Regions from separate parts of the Homo sapiens genome. Here region 1 is linked to region 2. Evidence: chromatin loops called from intact Hi-C (ENCODE). Cell type or tissue: B cell. All regions are shown on one strand.

The links. Hi-C counts contacts between places; a loop is a spot of excess contacts. Peaks named below come from ENCODE experiments on the same cell type or tissue, not always from the same donor. Only the 100,000 strongest peaks of a DNase experiment are listed, where the experiment ranks them.
Region 1: it touches region 2 in a loop (8-fold over the local background); 8 of 110 quality-filtered maps call a loop at or near these places.

What each region holds. Positions count from the first base shown.
Region 1 is chr7:100,187,940-100,191,939 of GRCh38, forward strand. It overlaps STAG3 (STAG3 cohesin complex component), which reads left to right. Exons shown (of 34, transcript NM_001282717.2): 6 at 514-590; 7 at 873-1,077; 8 at 1,506-1,657. It also overlaps the pseudogene LOC102724025. Among named protein-coding and RNA genes, the nearest start is that of STAG3, 12 kb to the left of the region's middle. RefSeq lists an enhancer at 2,271-2,430. In B cell, CTCF peaks have their summits at 2,324 (motif pointing right) and 2,523; a DNase peak (open chromatin) is centred at 2,362; H3K27ac peaks cover 2,160 bases.
Region 2 is chr7:100,405,795-100,409,794 of GRCh38, forward strand. ZCWPW1 (zinc finger CW-type and PWWP domain containing 1) reads right to left here. Exons shown (of 18, transcript NM_001386010.1): 9 at 3,634-3,750; 10 at 2,745-2,865; 11 at 1,434-1,509; 12 at 900-1,004. Among named protein-coding and RNA genes, the nearest start is that of ZCWPW1, 21 kb to the right of the region's middle. In B cell, CTCF peaks have their summits at 1,942 (motif pointing left) and 2,147; a DNase peak (open chromatin) is centred at 1,947.

The DNA of each region.
Region 1 (4,000 bases), 220 kb before region 2:
TAGAGACGGGGTTTCACCATGTTGGCCAGGCTGGTCTCGAATTCCTGACCTTGTGATTCACCCACCTTGGCCTCCCAAAGTGCTGGGATTACAGGCATGACCGACTGCACCCGGCTGGCCTGCATCTTCTTTAGGCCGTTCTTGTTGTGCTTCTTGGCAAAGCACATATTCCTCAGGAATTTGGGTCCATCCGCTTAAGAGATTTGTATCTTTGTGATTGGGGTTTCTTGATGCCATTTCTGTGCAGTTTTCAGCCTGGTTGTGTGAGGTGTGGTTCTTGGATTTGGCCATGTCTACACCATAACCTGTGGCTCCCTTCCTTTGGGTTTTTAGAGAGATTGCCTTATAGCAGATACATGGTTGGATGTTGGCAGACTGTTGACCAGGGGGTCTTCTCATTCCCCACCTAAGCTCTTTGCAGAATGTTTCCTTGCTCATCTTCAGGTATATCTGTAAATGATCAAAGCATCCTGTTATTTTCCTTGTAAGCACCTCATATCCTTCATTCTTTAGGCATTGTGACCCCTGAGATGTTCAAGAAGATGTCCAACTCAGAGATCATCCAGCACCTAACAGAGCAGTTTAATGAGGTGGAAGAAGATGACCAGGATCCTCTTACCCCTCTTATTTCAAAACACAATGCCTATTATCCCCTTCTTTTTGATTCTGTGAAATAGGGTAGCTTTTAGAAGGAGGAATTCAGTCTCTTGGGGGTAAAAGAGATCTGAATATGCCTCTCAAATTGGGGAGAATACCAGGAAATGAGGTATAACAGATATTTTTACTGGACTGTTGAGTTTTGACATCCAAGCCCCTATGACTTCATGGACCTGGTAATAACTTTCCCATCCTTTTCATACATCCTTTTGTAGGACTCGGGGGACTACCCTCTCATAGCTCCAGGTCCATCCTGGAAGAAGTTCCAGGGCAGCTTCTGTGAATTTGTGAGGACATTGGTCTGTCAGTGCCAGTACAGCCTCCTCTATGATGGCTTCCCTATGGACGACCTCATCTCCCTGCTCACTGGCCTCTCAGACTCACAAGTCCGCGCCTTCCGTCACACTAGCACCCTGGCTGGTGAGCATTCATTTTTACTCTGGACATTCTCCTGGGGATTTATAGGACTTTCCTCTGTTCTCTGATTCAGGATCTTCTTTCCTACCTGCATCTTGGCTCTTCACTTCAAGGCCATGCCTCTTTTATCCTAAACTTCAATCCAGTTTCTCACTAGTGGAGTTTTGAGAAGGGGTAGATCACAGCAACAATTTCCAGGTTTAATATTTTTGTCAGAGCTCACCACTAGGGGTATGCTGATGGTTAAAAGAAGACCACAAGGGTTCGAGGGAAACAGTCCACTCCAGGACAGGCCGTCTTAGGATTTTAGGGTCATCCTGCTCTGACGTCTCATTTTCATTGCCCTTCTTTCCTTCTATTTTTTCCTTCTACTCATCCTCTCTCCTCTGACCTCAGTAATGATTTCTTTATCTCTTTTTCCTTTCTCAAAGCTATGAAACTGATGACCTCCCTGGTAAAAGTTGCCCTCCAACTGAGTGTGCACCAAGATAACAATCAGCGTCAGTATGAGGCTGAAAGAAACAAGGGGCCAGGGCAGAGGGCACCTGAGCGGCTGGAGAGCCTGTTGGAGAAACGCAAAGAGGTGAGGAGTGTTCCCTGCTTCTTCCTTCCCTTTTTCCCAACTTGCACCCACTTCTGCCACAGACCCCCTTATCAGGCCCTGGGCAGTCTTTCAAGATCATGAATAATGGAGTCTGGCAATAGTTTCATAGACCCATCCTGTAAGGGGTCATTACATGCTCATCTTGTTTCTGGGTTGTGGGCTCAACAAATAATGTGTAATTTAGAGTTCTCTCTAATTCCACTTTTGCTCAGTTTTTTTTTTTTTGTCAGCACTCATTGTTAGGAGTGTTTAAGTGCTGTACCTGCCTGTCATGCAGGGAATTAAGTTTTGACCTACTTGTCAAGTGTGCAGTGTGCAAGTGAGTGCAGGAGTACTAAAAGCCAACCATTGACAAGGGAGGCCAAATTTTCAAGGAATGGAAAGAAAACAGGCCTCCCAGTGAACTCGCTTTAAATTCTGTTGAATTTAGTCACTAGCTCCATAGCCTTATGTAACCTCTCTTCAGTTTTCTTTTCTTTAAAAAAAGGAATAATCTCACCTTTTTGTGAAGAATAAATGAGATGAGTAAATTGCCTCGCTTGGCTCATAGTAGATACTTGTTTTGTTTCCTTTTAAACTTAAAGATGACCACTGGGGGGCATAAGCCATAGCAAAATCTTTTACGCTGATGAAATCTTTAATCAGCTGGGTCTGTCATAAGAGTAACACTACTGGTGTTTTCTCCTCACTCTCTGTTAGTGTCTAAGACCCCTCCTATGAGGTTGGCAGGACTCACCATGTCTGACCATATCATTTGGCTGTTTCTCTAGCCCTCACAAAAGATCTCTTCCATTCTAAATCACTAGAGAAGGAAACTTTCCACTTCCCTTATTCTCTTTTGTTATTTTGCATTGTCAGGTTGATCTTAAAAGCTTGAATATTAATCTATCCCGGATTTTAAATTATGTACACTAGTGCGAATCTTTTCTTTTCTTTTTCTTTTTTGGCTTCTCTGGGCTCTTGCTTAATCAATTATCATTATAATTCCCCCATTTTATCCTAAATTTCTTCCTCCCCACTATTTTCTTCTCTCCACTTATAAATGTATATAGGCTCTTGAATCTTTATTTCACTCTGCTCCTTTGTGAGTTACTCTTTTTTCCATCCTTCCTTTTAGGATAGTATTTCCTTACTTCCTTAATGTCCAACTAACTGAATCCTTTTTGCTACCTAGCTTATTTCCCCATTTTCTTTGAAACTGTTCTTTCTAAACCAATGACTTCCTAATTCCTAAAGCCAGTAGCCTTTTCTCAGTCTCCCTTTCCCAAATATTTTACATATTTGCTTTACCTATTTTTGCTATTTTAGTGTAAAATATGGACATATAGGTACTTCAGCCCTAAAGACTTAAGTATGTCCTGTCGAAAATGATATGTTGTTCTTACATAATTGAAGAGGTGGGGCCTGTTGTCTTAAAGGATGTTCCCTTTCTCCTTATAATTCTGTTTCCTTGGTGTCTATTGTTCATGTGATCCAGGATTTTTCAATAATGGCACTATGGACGTTGCGGGGCTGTCCTGCCATGGTAGGATGTTTAGCAGATCTCTGGCCTTTATCTACTAGATAGATACCAGTAGTACCCTGCTCCCCCAGCAAGTTGTGGCAGCCAAAAAAATCTTTAGACACTGCTAAATCTCCCCTGGGGAACAAAATTAGCCTCAGTTGAGAACCACTGATCTAATTCCTTTCTTCTCATTTTTGCTAGTTCCACTTCTATTAAACTGCAACTTACTAAAAATTTGTTTTCCAAATTGTTAGAAACATATACGGGCATCATACCTCAAAGATATTGCAGATTCAATTCCAGACCACCATAATAAAGTGAATATTGAAGTACAGTGAGTCACACAATCAAAAAATCAAAATTTTTAATTCTCAGTGCATATGAAAGTTGTGTTTACACTGTAGTCTGTTAAGTGTGCAAGACTATTGTCTAAAAAGCAGTGTATGTACCTTAATTTAGAAATATTTTATTGCTAAAAAATGCTAATGACAATCTGAACCTTTAGCGAGTTAAATCTTTTTGTTGGTGGAGGGTCTTGCCTCCATGTTGATGGCTGCTGACTGATCAGGGTAGTGGTTGCTGAAGGTTAGGGTGGCTGTAGCAATTTCTTGAAATAAGACAACAGTGAAGTTTGCTGCATCTACTGACTCTTCCTTTTACAAAAAATTTCTCTGTAACATGAAATGCTGTTTGATGACATTTTACCCACAGTAGAAATTCTTTCAAAACAAGAGTCAATTCTCTCAAGCCCTGGTGCTGCTTTATCAGCTAAATTTAGGTAATAGTCTGAATCATTTGTTGTCATTTCAACAGTATTC
Region 2 (4,000 bases):
TTTTTGTATTTTAGTAGAGACGGGGTTTCACCATGTTGCCAGGTGGTCTCAAACTCCTGAGCTCAGGCGATCTGCCCACCTCGGCCTCCCAAAGTGCTGGGATTACAGGTGTGAGCCAGCACACCTGGCCCTAGCAATATTTTCAACCAACATTTTGGTGTCCTCTCCAAAGTGAATCCCATGGAAATTTGAAAACAGGATTATAGGAGCCCAGGTGATTTCACTTTGAAGCTTCTGACAAGTTCCTTTAGATCCAGCTGTTTGATTTAATACTCATTGCTTGATTTTCTAAGGCCCCTGAGCCATTGAGCCTCTGCTCAATTGCAAGGCTGGTCAAACCCAAAGTGACTACAGGGAGGAAATATGATGGTGCTAACCCAATGGTTCTCAACCGGGTAGACTGTGCCCCCCAGAAGGCACCTGGCAATGGCTGGAGATAATTTTTTGGTTGTCACAACCATGGGCAGGGTGGAGGTGGGGGCTGCTGCTGGTTAGATGCCGCTGGAGCCTGGGGATGTTGCTAAACATCCCACGATGCACAGGACAGCCCTCCACAACCAAAAATTATCTCGCCCGAAATGCCAATAGTGCTGAGACTGAGAAATCCTGAGTTAATCTGTGCCCTCATTTCTGCCACACCTGCTTTGGCTAAACTGTAGAAAAAACCTCATCTTCAGAATGGCCCCCAATCTGTAGGCAGGGAAGGGGACTGAAAAAAAAAATTGCCCTGCTGCAGTCCTGGGAGCAAGAAGAGTCCTTCATGAATTACCTCACCCTTGGCACACCTGGTCAGACACAGAACTTTCTCCCGACATGGCTTACCCTGGGAGAAAATGAGGTTTAAGAAAAGGAAGATTTTGTTTTCTCTGTATCACAACAGAACCCCAAGATGTGCTCACCATGACTGATAGCTCCAGGGACAGCTCCTGGAAGTTCTTTAGCATGTTGACTGGGATCCATGCACGAGAAACTGTTTCTCCAAAAAACGTCACATGGTACTTAGACTGAAATAAAAGATGATCCTGTTACGGACTCCTGTCCTGCTCCCTGCTTTTCTCCTCTAGCCAGAACAGATCGGGAGAATGGGAATTCACCCAGAAGGAGGTGCTGGGCCTCACATACTCCTTTCAAAGCCTGACTCATCTACCCTACCCTCGTTGCAATTGTTCTTCCATTCTAACCTCAGGAATCCTAGCCAAAGCGTATTTATCAAAACCACTAATGCCCTGACAGTGGATAAATATTTAATTAGATACAAGTTTGTTTCTATTATATGTGTGAGCACTTATCTCTGTGTTTGTCATCCTAGTTAAGTGTCTGTTTTCACTTGTGTCTGCTGGCTATGTCCATGTCTCTTATCTGTACGTCTGTGAGGATGGATTTGTTCATTACTTTGGCCTGAGCTCCTTCTTACCCTGAACCAGGAAACTCACCGGCAGGGAATCAAGATGGGAAGTAAAAAGAAAATATTCCCCTAAGTCAGGATCAGATTCTATCATGCCTGGCCACCTGGAGAAGATAGTTGGGTGTAGGGGACAGAAGAGAAGGGGTTAGATGAACAGAACACAACCTCATCAATGTACATGCACAGAGAAGAGCAGTATGATTTTTTTTCTGAGACAAGGTCTCACTCTGTCACCCAGGCTGGAGTGCAGTGTTACAACCATGGCTCACTGCAGCTTTGATCTGTCAGGCGCAAGTGATCCTCCCACCTCAGCCTCCTGAGGAGCTGGGACTACAGGCACATGCCACCACACCCAGCTGTTTATTTTATTTTTTGCAGAGATGGGGTCTCACTATATAGCCAGGACTGATCTCAAACTCCTGGGTTCAAGCAATCCTCCTACCTCAACCTCCCAAAGTGCTGGGATTACAAGCGTGAGTCACTGCGCTCAGCCAGCAGTATGCTTTGCAAAAAAAGGATCCAAAAAATAGATTCCCCTTCCATCATCCCCCTCTAGTGGTCACTACTGAATGACTCGTGAGAAAGTGACTTCCATCGATGCACACAGGAGCTCAGAATATACCTAGTGAAGGTATCTTACCCTTCTGAGCCATCCACAATCCTAAGAACAAAATCTTCGACTAGAGACATCTCCAAAGAAGAAACTATCCCACTTTTCCTTGTTCCCTTTACTTTGTCTCTCTCAATCTCAATATTTTTATTTATTTTTGAGATGGGGACTCACTCTGTCGCCCAGACTGGAGTGCAGTGGTGCAATCTTGGTTCACTGCAACCTCTGCCTCCCGGATTCAAGTGATTCTTCTGCCTCAGCGTCCTGAGTAGCTGGGACTACAGGCACGCGCCACCACGTCTGGCTAATTTTTCTATTTTTAGTAGGGATGGGATTTCACCATGTTGGCCAGGCTGGTCTCAAACTTGTGGTCTCAGGTGATCTGCCCGCCTTGGCCTCCCAAAGTGCTGGGATTACAGGTGTGAGCCACTGCGCCTGGCCAATCTCAATATTTTTAAATGCCTCAGATCCACCCTCTTCTTTCTACCAGTTGGGGTAGCACTATCAGACCCTTTTTTCCAGGGAGCTATCACCTCCATGCTGAAACCTCCAGAAAATACACTCTTTCAAAGCCTCCAGGCTTGGTACTTTATCTTTTCTCTCACCCCATGCTCTTTCTAAGGCCAGAACCATTTCAATTACAGATGTTTTCCATTTGCTTCCACCCCTGCTTGAATCTACCTCTCCCAAGTTTGTGAAGGATGCTCTGACTGTGTCATAATGCCCTACCAGGGGTAACCGTATTGCTTGGCCCAGATGATGGATCCTGGGATGTAGGAGGCATAGGCCACATCACTCTCAAGCCCTGTCCAGGTCTCCTCAGGAATATCACAGCGATTATACTGCACATCTGCTGAAAGAGAGAAGGAATGAAGGGACAGGAAGAGACTCTTTAAGAGAAAGAGCTGGATGAGAGCTGGGGAGAGAACAAGAAGGAAATTGGTATATGCAGCAGGTGGGACCAAAGGGGCACCTGGGAGATCAGCACAGAGGAAGAATAAAGACCCATGGAGGAAATGCAGCTGGAACCAGCTGAAATGCAGCTGGAACCAGCTGAAATGCAGCTGGAGGCAGTAGGAATGGTGCCTCCTCATACTCCAGGAAGAGATTCCACACTCCTGCTTGCATGCCCGCGTGTCTGACTGTGCTCCTGTCTATGGAGCACCATAAGAATAATTTCTCTGAGACTCTGTTTTCTCATCTGTAAAATAATTGGGCTGGACAAGATCATCATCATCTCTTCCAACTAGTTCCAAACAGCCTAGAATTCTAAGCGCACCAGATCTCTCTCGTCTGTTTTCCCCGATATATCCTATATCCCTCCCTATCCACCAACCCAATACCAATATTTTAATCAGGATTGACAGGGGCAGACCAATGCTCATGTATTTAGATTCCAGGCCCCTCCCCAACAAGATCACTTTACAGGGCATCTTCCTCCAGCCTTTTCTGCCCAGATTCATCTCCATATGAGAGGCAGATCCTTCCTCTCTCCCAAGCACTACAAGGACACTGAGTGCTAACTATATTTACGTAGTATTTAATCTAAAGGATAAGTGCAGAGAAAGAAAGGGAGGAACAATAAAACATGAATGAAAACATTTCCAGTCTTTTCTACCTGTGTTCTGATCACAGGACCAATTATCTGGGAGAACTGAGGGGTCAATGTTCCCACACAGCCGCCTCCATTTCCCACAGTTTGGGAAGGAACACTGGACCCAGACCAGACATTGACCTGTGAGAGGAAAAAAATGAAATAAGAGACTTAAAAATATGCTCTTCCTTCTTTAATCCAACTAAAATCAGGATAACCCTCCCAACTCCCAGAATGACATAGCCAGAGAGACATTAGAGATCAACCAGCCCGATCCCTGACTTATAAGAGGGAAACCAAGGCTCAAAGAGGTAACTGGCTTGCTGAGGATTAGCTAACTTGGCGATAGAGCTGAACTTAGAACTCAAGTCTCATGCCTTGATCTTTTTCC